Linked DNA regions of Homo sapiens: region 2 is linked to region 1. A link is an interaction called in ENCODE POLR2A ChIA-PET data of the cell type or tissue named here. Cell type or tissue: GM12878. All regions are shown on one strand. Links, peaks and the distances in the headings refer to the core of each region. The heading gives the core; the rest is flanking DNA.

Evidence for each region. Peaks named below come from ENCODE experiments on the same cell type or tissue, not always from the same donor. Only the 100,000 strongest peaks of a DNase experiment are listed, where the experiment ranks them.
Region 2: POLR2A ChIA-PET joins it to region 1 with 5 read pairs; 11 of 35 experiments call an interaction of 5 or more read pairs at or near these places.

The regions. Positions count from the first base shown.
Region 1 is chr16:53,120,771-53,126,152 of GRCh38, reverse strand. The region is part of intron 1 of CHD9 (chromodomain helicase DNA binding protein 9); the gene reads right to left. Among named protein-coding and RNA genes, the nearest start is that of CHD9, 68 kb to the right of the region's middle. RefSeq lists a silencer at 4,429-4,629. In GM12878, for the core only: no CTCF peak of the experiment used is centred there; no DNase peak of the experiment used is centred there.
Region 2 is chr16:53,069,437-53,074,818 of GRCh38, reverse strand. The region is part of intron 1 of CHD9 (chromodomain helicase DNA binding protein 9); the gene reads right to left. Among named protein-coding and RNA genes, the nearest start is that of CHD9, 17 kb to the right of the region's middle. RefSeq lists an enhancer at 2,558-2,717. In GM12878, for the core only: no CTCF peak of the experiment used is centred there; a DNase peak (open chromatin) is centred at 2,924; H3K4me3 peaks cover 842 bases; H3K27ac peaks cover 1,980 bases.

The DNA of each region.
Region 1 (5,382 bases), core at 203-5,202:
AATAGAAGTAAATCTTTAGGATCTTGGATTAGGCAATGATTTCCTTCATATGACACCAAAAGCATAAATGACAAAAGAAAATATAAACTAGACTTCATTAAAATTAAAAACTTTCATACAAGAAACCACAAAAAGTAGATTAAACTTCATCAAAATAGAAAACCTTTTCAGTGTCAAAAGACACTGTTAAGAAAGTGCAAAGAAAGACAAAACAGAATGAGAGAAAATATTTGCAAATAAATTACAGATGCTCCTCAACTTACAATGAAGTTTTGTCCTGATAAACCCATTTTAAGTTGAAAATACTGTTAAGTTGAATATGCAGCTAATACACTTAACCTACTGAACATCATAGCTTAGTCTAGCCTACCTTAAATGTGCTCAGAACATTGACTGTAGCCTACAGTTGGGCAAAATCATCTGGCAACGCAGTCCATCATACAGTATGGGTTGTTTGTCTTTGTGATCATGTGGCTGACTGAAAGCTAAGCCATCATGAGAGATTATCTACTATATATCTCTAGCCTGGGAAAAGATAAAAATTCAAAATTCAAAGTACAATTTCTACTGAATGGGTATCACCTTAGCACCACTGCAACGTCAAAAAATCTTAAGTCAGCTGGGCGCAGTGGCTCATGCCTGTAATCCTGGCACTTTGGAAGGCCGAGGCAGGTGGATCACCTGAGATCAGGAGTTCGAGACCAGCCTGGCCAACATGGTTAACCAGCTTGGCCAACCCCATTGCTACTAAAAATACAAAAAATAGCCAGGCATGTTGGCACGTGCCTATAATCCCAGCTACTCGGGAGGCTGAGGCAGGGGAATTGCTTGAACCCAGGAGGTGGAGGTTGCAGTGAGCTGAGATTGCGCCACTGCACTCCAGCCTAAGTGACAGAGTGAGACTCCATCTCAAAAAAAAAAAAAAAAAAAAAAATCCTAACTTGAACCATGATAAGGTAAGGACAGTCTGTATCTGATAAGGGTTTAGTGTACAGAATATATAAAGAGCACTTACAACTAAACAACAAAGACATAAATAATCCAATTAAAAAGTGGTCACAGTATCTGAGTAGACATTTCTTCAAAGAAGATCTACAAATAGCCAATATGCACATGAAAAGATGCTCAACACATTAGTTGTTAGAGAAATGCAAATCAAAACCACAATGAGATACCACTTCACTCTCATCAGGATGGCTACAATAAAAAAGACAAACAATAGTAAGTGTGATATGGTTTGACTGTGTCCCCACCCAAAACTCGAATTGTAGCTCCCATAATTCCCACGTGTAGTGGGAGGGCCCCAGTGGGAGGTAATTAAATCATGAGGGTGGGTCTTTCCCATGTTGTTCTCGTGATAGTAAGTCTCACGAGGCTGGGTGTGGTGGCTCACACCTGTAATCCCAGCACTTTGGGAGGCCGAAGAGGGCAGATCACCAGAGATCAGGAATTCAAGACCAACCTAGCCAACATGGTGAAACCCCCATCTCTACTAAAAATACAAAAAATTATCAGGGCATGGTGGTGGCACCTGTAATCTCAGCTACTTGGGAGGCTGAGGCAGGAGAATTGCTTGAAACCAGGAGGCAGAGGTTGCAATGAGCCAAGATCATTGCCACTGCACTTCAGCCTGGATGACAGAGCGAGACACCTTCTCCAAAAAAAAAAAAAAAAAAAAAAAAAAATTAAGTCTCACCAGATCTGATGGTTTTATAAAGGGGAGTTTCCCCAACACATGCTCTCTCTCTCGCCTGCCACCATGTAAGATGTGACTTTGCTACTCCTTTGCCTTCTGCCATGATTGTGAGGCCTCCCCAACCCTGTGGAACTGTGAGTCTATTAGACTTCTTTTTCTTTATAAATTACCCTACTCAGGTATGCCCTTATTAGCAGCATGAGAACAGAGTAATACAAAGTGTAATTGAAGATGCAGAGAAAGTAGAACCCTCGAACCCTGGTACACTGCTGGTGGGAATGTAAAATGATGGTTGTTTTGGAAAACAGTTCTTCAAAAAGTTAAACATAGTTACCATATAACCCAGCAACCCAAGAGAAATTAAAACATATGTCCATACAAAAACTTACATACAAATGTTCACAGCAGTATGATTCACAATAGCCCAAAAGTGGAAACAACCCAAATGTCTATCAGCTGATGACTGGATAAACAAAAATGGCATATACACAAACTGGAATGTTATTCAGCCATAAAAAAAGATTAAGTACTGATAGTACAACACAGATGAACTTTGAAAACATAATGCTAAGTGATAAAAGCCAGATACATCCCCTAGTAAGCCAACTCAGAAGACAGAATTATTACACAAAGATGTTTAATTTTAAAAAAATTAGGCCGGGCGTGGTGGCTCATGCCTGTAATTCCAGCATTTTGGGAGGCCGAGGTGGGCAGATCACTTGAGGTCAGGAGTTCGAGACCAGCATGGACAACATAGTGAAACCCTGTCTCTACTAAAAATACAAAAATTTGCCAGGCGTTGTGGTGTGCATCTATAATCTCAGCTACTCAGGAGGCTGAGGCAGGAGGATCGCTTGAACCCAGGAGGCAGAGGTTGCAGTGAGCTGAGATACAGCCACTGCATTCTAGCCTGGGTGACAAGAGCAAAACGCTTGTCTCAAAATAATAATAATAATAATGAAAATTAAAAAATAAAAAGTATGAAAGCCAGATACAAAAGGCTTGACTGTTTGATTATATTTATATGAAATGTCCAGAATAAAGTAAGAAAGTAGACAGAAAGTAGATTAGTGGTTGCCTAGGACTGACATGGGAGAAGGGGGATGAAGAATGGAGAGTGACTGCTAATAGCTATGTACAGGGTTTCTTCTGGGGGGCAATAAAATAGTTTTAAAATTAGATTGTGGAGATACTTGCACAACTCTGAATACACTAGAAACCACTGAAGTATAAATTTTATCAAGTATAAAACTATCTCAATAAAGCTGGTTAAAAAAAAAAAAAAGTGATTCCAGGCCGGGCGTGGTGGCTCACACCTGTAATCCCAGCACTTTGGGAGGCCAGGGCAGATGGATCACCTGAGGGTGTGAGTTCGAGACCAGCTTGGCCAACATGGTGAATCCCCATCTGTACTAAAAATATAAAAATTAGCTGGGTGTGGGCCGGGCGCGGTGGCTCACTCCTGTAATCCCAGCACTTTGGGAGGCCGAGGTGGGTGGATCACGAGGTCAGGAGATCAAGACCATCCTGGCTAACACAGTGAAACCCTGTTATCTACTAAAAATACAAAAAAAAAAAAAAAATTAGCCGGGCGTGGTAGCGGGCGCCTATAGTCCCAGCTACTCGGGAGGCTGAGGCAGGAGAATGGCATGAACCCAGGAGGCAGAGCTTGCAGTGAGAGGAGATCGCTCCACTGCACTCCAGCCTGGGCGACAGAGCGAGACTCCGTCTCAAAAAAATAAAAATTAGCTGGGTGTGGTGGTGCACACCTGTAATCCAAGCTACTCAGGAGGCTAAGGCAAGAGAACTTCTTGAACCTGGGAGGTGGAGTTTGCAGTGAGACAAGATTGTGCCACTGTACTCCAGCCTGGGCCACAGAGTGAGACTCTGTCTCAAAAAAAAAAAAAAAAAAGGGATTCCCAGCCAGCAATTTCCAACTTTGTTACAGTATTGTACGCATTAAATCCACATATATGAATCTAACATATGAACACGTTGAGACAAAAAGATAATATTTTAATTATATTCATAAAATTAGTTCCGCAGTAAATAATTTTTAAAGTTTGAAGATTGTTGTAGTGGCACTGTCATTTCTTATATTGGGCTCACCAGTTTTGTGACTTTGTTATAATTTACTTAATTTACACATATTTAAATACTTACACCATGTATGTATACTAGGGTAGGTGCTGTGTTGGCTACAGAAGAGATTATTATTCCCGTATAAATAATAATACATTATGAATAATAAACATATAATAAATATTGAACAAGTGTGTGTATATGAAATACCTTCTCACTCATCTTTATTGACATCCATTCACAGGCTGAGGCATTAATGAAAATGTTCTTTCACTGATCAATAAGTACTGACAAACATTAAAGTATGTTTTTTCATCTTTTACACATTTTATGCAGATTCATAACTTAAATGTTTTATGCTCCATTACATTATAGACTCTAACATGATTTTTGTCTCTCAGCACTAATGAATAGTAGGTTGAAGAGCTCAGATACTTTTCCACTCTAGGAAAAGACTCTGAAAGGAACTTCAGTTGATTCAGCAGTAAGTGAAAATGAACTCCACATTAGCCCCTGGGAGTTGTGAAATTTCCTTAACTCGGTGAAGAACACAGGTTCTTTTTAGAACAGGACTGAAGGATATCACTAGAAAGTTCTTTAGACTTCTTTTTCAGGCTCTTGTTCAAGCAAACAGAAATGAGGGCTAGGTATGCTTTCAGGTGTAGCTAGCTTAAAGTACCTCAAAGATCATTTAAAAGCATGCTCAGCACTGTTCTCAAATCTAGAGGCAGCTGGTAATAACAACATCCAAGGGATATGTTCAGCCAGAGAGCTGTTCTTCAGATTCTCACTTGTAGGCCCACTTAATCAGGGTCAGGTCTTAGAGTCTCCAAGTTTTATCTAGTTTATCCCCTGCTTTTAGCTAGAATATACTTCAAAGCATGATCCTACTTTACAGTTCAAATCTTAACACTGTTCTGCTTTTATAAACAGCTGCTTGTCCTAATCTTAAAAGGTCTTCAGGAAAAAGACGGTTTGCTGGTTTCCTTGATAAAATATCCCCGAGCATCTCATTCCTTCTCTTTGTGCATCTGTTTCTCTTTGGGTAACATAAGCACTCCTGGAGAAGTTGCATCTAAATCAAGTTTGGAGAGATCAAAAGGATGAAATGTGGCTGTTATTTAAAAAGTGAATTCACTCAGCAAGTATTTAAAGGGGATCTGTGATGTCTCAGGCACAATGCTAGGGGCTGGGAATACAACAATGAACAAGATAGATATGGTCCTCTGGCTTCATGGCCAATTATTTTCTAAAGCAAATAAACAGTAATTAATTATATTTATTAATTTGGTAACACTTAACCTTCATTTGCAGGTACTGTAATTGGTATGTTTATAGGGTTTTTGTTTGTTTGTTTTTGTTTGTTTTGAGACAAGAGTCTGGCTCTGTCACCCAGGCTGGAGTGCAGTGGCACGATCTTGGCTCACTGCAGCCTCCAACTTCCATGTTCAAGTGATTCTCCTGCCTCAGCCTCCCAAGTAGCTGGGATTACAGGCGTGCACCACCACACCCAGCTAATTTTTTGTATTTTTAGTAGAGACAGAATTTTACCATGTTGGCCAGGCTGCTCTCAAACTCCTGGCCTCAAGTGATCCACCCGCCTC
Region 2 (5,382 bases), core at 89-5,088, 51 kb after region 1:
GGTTCCCATGAGAGCCCCACCCTGCAGCAAACTTCTGCCTGGGCATCCAGGCGTCTCCATACATCTTCTAAAATCTAGGCGGAGGTTCCCAAACCCCAGTTCTTGACTTCTGTGCAGCCACAGGCTCAACACCACATGGAAGCTGCCAAGGCTTGGTGCTTGCACCCTCCGAAGCCATGGCCCAAGCTCTACATTGACCCCTTTCACCCACGGCTGGAGTGGCTGGGATGCAGGGCACCAAGTCCCTAGACTGCACACAGCATGGGGACCCTGGGGCCTATCCACAAAACCATTTTTTCCTCCTCAACCTCTGGGCCTGTGATGGGAGAGGCTGCCGCAAAGGTCTCTGCCATTTCCTGGAGACATTTTCTCCATTGTCCTGGGGATTAACATTCAGCTCCTCATTACTTATGCAAATTTTTGCAGCCTGCTTGAATGTCTCCTCAGAAAATGGGATTTGCTTTTCTATTGCATTGTCAGGCTGCAAATTTTCTGAACTTTTATGCTCTGCTTCCCTTTTAAAACTGAATGCCTTTAACAGCACCCAAGTCAACTCTTGAATGCTTTGCTGCTTAGAAATATCTTCCACCAGATACCCTAAATCATCTCTCTCAATTTCAAAGTTCCACAAATCTCTAGGGCAAGGGCAAAATGCCACCAGTCTCTTTGCTAAAACATAAAGAAGAGTCACCTTTGCTCCAGTTCCCAACAAGTTCCTTAACTCTATCTGAGACCACCTCAGCCTCGATTTCATTGTCCATATCATTATCAGTATTTTGTCAAAGCCATTCAACAAGTCTCTAGGAAGTTCCAAACTTTCCCACATTTTCGTGTCTTCTTCTGAGCCCTCCAAACTGTTCCAATCTCTGCCTATTACCCAGTTCCAAAGTCGCTTCCACATTTTTGGGTATCTTTTCAGCAGCGCCCCACTCTACTGGTACCAATTTACTGTATTAGTCTGTTTTTACACTGCTGATAAAGACATACATGAGACTAGGAAGAAAAGGAGGTTTAATTGTTCCACATGGCTGAGGAGGCCTCAGAATTATGGTGGGAGGCAAAAGGCACTTCTTACATGGCAGCAGTTAGAGAAAATGAGAAAGATGCAAAAGCAAAAACCCCTGATAAACCCATCAGATCTCATGAGACTTATTCACTACCACGAGAACAGTACTGAGGAAACCATCCCATGATTCAAATTATCTCCAACTGGGCCGCTCCCACCACAGGTGGGAATTATGGGAATACAGTTCAAGATGAGATTTGGGTGGGGACACAGAGCCAAACCATATTACCATATGATCTAGCAGTTCCACTTCTGGATATATATTCAAAAATATTGAAAACAGAGTCTCAAAGAGATATTTGTACATTCACATTCATAGCAGCATCATTCACAACAGTCAAGAGGTAGAAGCAATCCAAGTGAACATCAACAGACAAATGGATAAGACTGTGGTACATAAACATATACAGTGGAATAGTATTCAGCCTTAAAAGGAAGGAAATGCTGACATAGGCTACGACACGGATGAACCTTGAGGTCATCACGCTAAGTAAAATTAGCCAGTCACCAAAAACAAATACTATCTGATTCCACTGGTATGAGGCACTCAGAGTAGTCAAATTCATAGAGACACACAGCAGATTGGCTGTTGCCAGGGCTACGGGGAGGCGAAAATAGAAAGTTAGTGTTTAACGGGTACAGAGTTTTAGTTTTACAAGATGAAAGGAATTCTAGAGATGGATAGTGGTGATGGTTACACATCACTATGAATATATTTAATATCACAGAACCATAGATATGAAAATGGTTATAGGGATGGCCGGGCGTGGTGGCTGAAGCCTATAATCTCAGCACTTTGGGAGACCGAGGCGGGTGGATCACCTGAGGTAAGGAGTTCAATACCAGCCTGGCTAACATGGTGAAACCACGTCTCTACTAAAAATACAAAAATTAGCTGGGCGTGGTGGCAGGCGCCTGTAGTCCCAGCTACTCAGGAGGCTGAGGCAGGAGAATTGCTTGAACCCGGGAGGTGGAGTTTGCAGTGAGCCAAGATTGTGCCACTGCACTGTAGCCTGGGCAAAGAGCTAGACTCTGTCTCAAAAAAAAATAAAAAAAATAAAAAAATAAAAAGTTATAGGCTGGGCATAGTGGCTCATACCTATAATCCCAGCATTTTGGGAAGCTGAGGCAAGAGGATTGCTTGAACCCAGGAGTTCGAGACCAGGCAACATATTGAGACCCTGTCTCTACAAAAAATTAAAAAGTTAGCCAGGCATGGTGGGGTGGGGTGAGGTGGGGTTGGGGGTCGCTTGAGCCCAGGAGTTAGAGGCTACAGTGAGCTATATGATTACACCACTGTACTCTAGCCTGAGCAACAGAGCAAGACCCTGCCTCAAAAAAAAAAAAAAAAAAGTTATGGTGATAAATTTTACATGTATTTTTTAAATTGGAAAAAAATATTGCAGGGATCCCAATTATAAAAAAAAAAAAAGACTTATGGCTTTCCTTCCAAAGTAGAAAGGCAGAAATGGAAAAATGAGTTTTGGTTGCTATGGAAATAGGAGTTGGCTGGGCCTGCAGGAGCAGCAGCTGGAGGGGAACAAGTGGCCGGGAAGTTGGCCCTGTGACAGAGGGGGGCTTCCGGCTGGGGATAAGACAACAACAGACTTCAGCAGGGAGAGTAGGAGGTAGAAAGAAGAAAGAAAAGGAGACAGAGTCTGTCTCTAGACACTGGCGCCTATGAATTCTGCAGACATTTGGATACAGAGGTGGGTGTGCATGCATGTGTGTCTGTGTTGCACATGTATCCCCAGAGGCCAGAAAAACAAGATGCACAATAAACTCAATGCCTGAAAAAGAACACAGTTTCACCAGCTGTCCTGAGGGTAAGAAAGCCCCCAAACCGTTGAGTGACAGAAGAGGAAAGGCCTGCCGTTGAAATGCTTTCTGGGGTATGGGGAAATGCCTGAGTAGGGCTGGCCATCACACTGTGTTCCCTCACCTTTGTCCTCAGCACAGTTCTTCAAACTGAAACCGAGGTGGGCCAGAAAGACAGACAACAAAATCCCCGCAGGGTGAGCAGGACCGAGGGGTGGGCGAGCTGATGGCTCTCTTTCTTCTGCAGCTCTGAGTGACTGTTTCTGCTTCAGTCTCCATGATGCTGGGGCTCTGGGGTCTTCTAGCCTGAGGCTTTAAAGGCACCTGAATGTTCTCAGAATCACTTTCTGGGAAGATGTATTGATTATGCCTATAGTGATGACAAGTCTTTGCTGGCCCCCAGGAGGGCTCACCTGAGGGAATATTTTACTATTCCCATTCCTACCCCAGGAAGAGGAACTCGCAAACCCTTTCTTACAATCACAGTGGGGTGAATGGGTAGGGGCTCACATTTTTGAAATGACTTAAACCTAGGCTTTTGACTCTATATAACACTGTCATTGTCTATATAACACCATCTCTGAGACACACTGAAGGGACCAAACAGTTCAAAATGACTACCATATTAGTATCCTGTTTTGCATTTCTTCATTTTTAAATATATCAAGAGCCTCAAAAATGAATGTGAGTATTGAAAAGAACATAATACTTAGGAATAAATTTAATCAAGGAGGTGAACGTCTTCTACACCAAAAACTACAAAACACTGGTGAAAGAAGTTAAAGAAGATATAAGTAAATGGAAAGACATCCCATGATGACTTGGAAGACATAATATTGAGATGTCAGTGCTACCCAAAGTGATCTACAGAGTCAATGTAATTGCTATCAAAATCTCAATGACTTTTTGCAGAAATAGAAAAATCCACCCTAAAATTCATAAGCAATCCCAAGGGACCCCAAATAGCCAAAATAATCATGAAAAAGAACAAATCTGGAGGACTCACACATCCTGATTTCAAAACTTACTACAAAGCTACAGTAATCAAAGCAATGTAGTATTTGCATAAAGAAAGACATATGGCCAGGTGCGGTGGCTCATGCCTGTTATCCCAGCACTTTGGGAGGCCAAGACAGGCGGATCACTTGAGGTCAGGAGTTTGAGACCAGCCTGGCCAACATGGTGAAATCTTGTTTCTACTAAAACTACAAAAATTAGCTGGGCATGGTGGTGCATGTCTGTAGTCCAGCTATTCAGGAAGCTGAGGCAAGAGAATCACATGAACCCGGGAGGCAGAGGTTGCAGTGAGCCAAGATCACGCCATTACACTCCAGCCTGGGTGACAGAGCAAGACTCCAAAAAAAAGAAAGACAGAAAGAAAGAGAGAGAGAGAGAGAGAGAGGAAGGAAGGAAGGAAGGAAGGAAGGAAGGAAGGAAGGAAGGAAAGAAAGAAAGAAAGAAAGACATGCTACTCGTGCAAAAAAATGAAGTTGTATCCTTAACCTTACATGACATACAAAAAGTAACTCAAAATGGATCAAAAACTTAAAATATAAGAGCTAAAACCATAACACTCTTAGAAGAAAATATAGAGGGAAAACTTTATGACATTGATTTGGCAATGATTTCTTGAATACAACACCAAAAGCACAAAAGAAAAAAATACATAAATTAAACATTAAAATTAAAAACTTCTGTGCATTCAAAGGACATAATTAACAGACTAAAAAGGCAATCCACAGAGAAAATACTTGGAATTGTTATCTGGTAAGGGACTGATACCCAAAATAGATAAAGAACCCCACAACTCAACAACAAAGAAACAAACAACCCAGCCTGATTTTAAAAATCAGCAAATACCTTGAATAGATATTTTTCCAAGGAAGATATACAAATGGCCAGTAAGCGCATGAAAAGATGCTCAACATCACTAATCATTAGAAAACTGAAAATCAAAACCACAATGAGATACCACTTCACACCAGGATAGGACACCTATGATCAAAAAAAACCACACACAAACAAACAGAAAATAACAAACGTTGACAAGGATGTGGAGAAATGGAAACCTTGGTGCATTGTTGGTGGGATGTAAAATGGTACAGCAGCTGTTGAAAATGATATGATGATTCCTTGAAAAATGGCACACAGAATTACCATAAGATCCAGCAATTCCATTATAGGTATATATTCAACAGAATTGCAAGTAGGAACATAAACAGATATCTATACACCCATGTTCATAGCAGTGTTATTCACAATAGCCAAAAAGTGGAAGTAACCCAAGTGTCCACCAACAGATGAATGGATAAACACACTGTGGCAGATACATACCACAGTCTATTAAAATGGAATATGAACCTTGAAGACATTAGGCTTAGTGAAATAAGCCAGTCACTAAAGGATAAATACTGTGTAATTCTACCTAGATGAGGTACCCAGAGTAGTCAAACTCACAAAGACAGAAAGTAAAATGGTGGTTGCCAGGGATGGGGTTA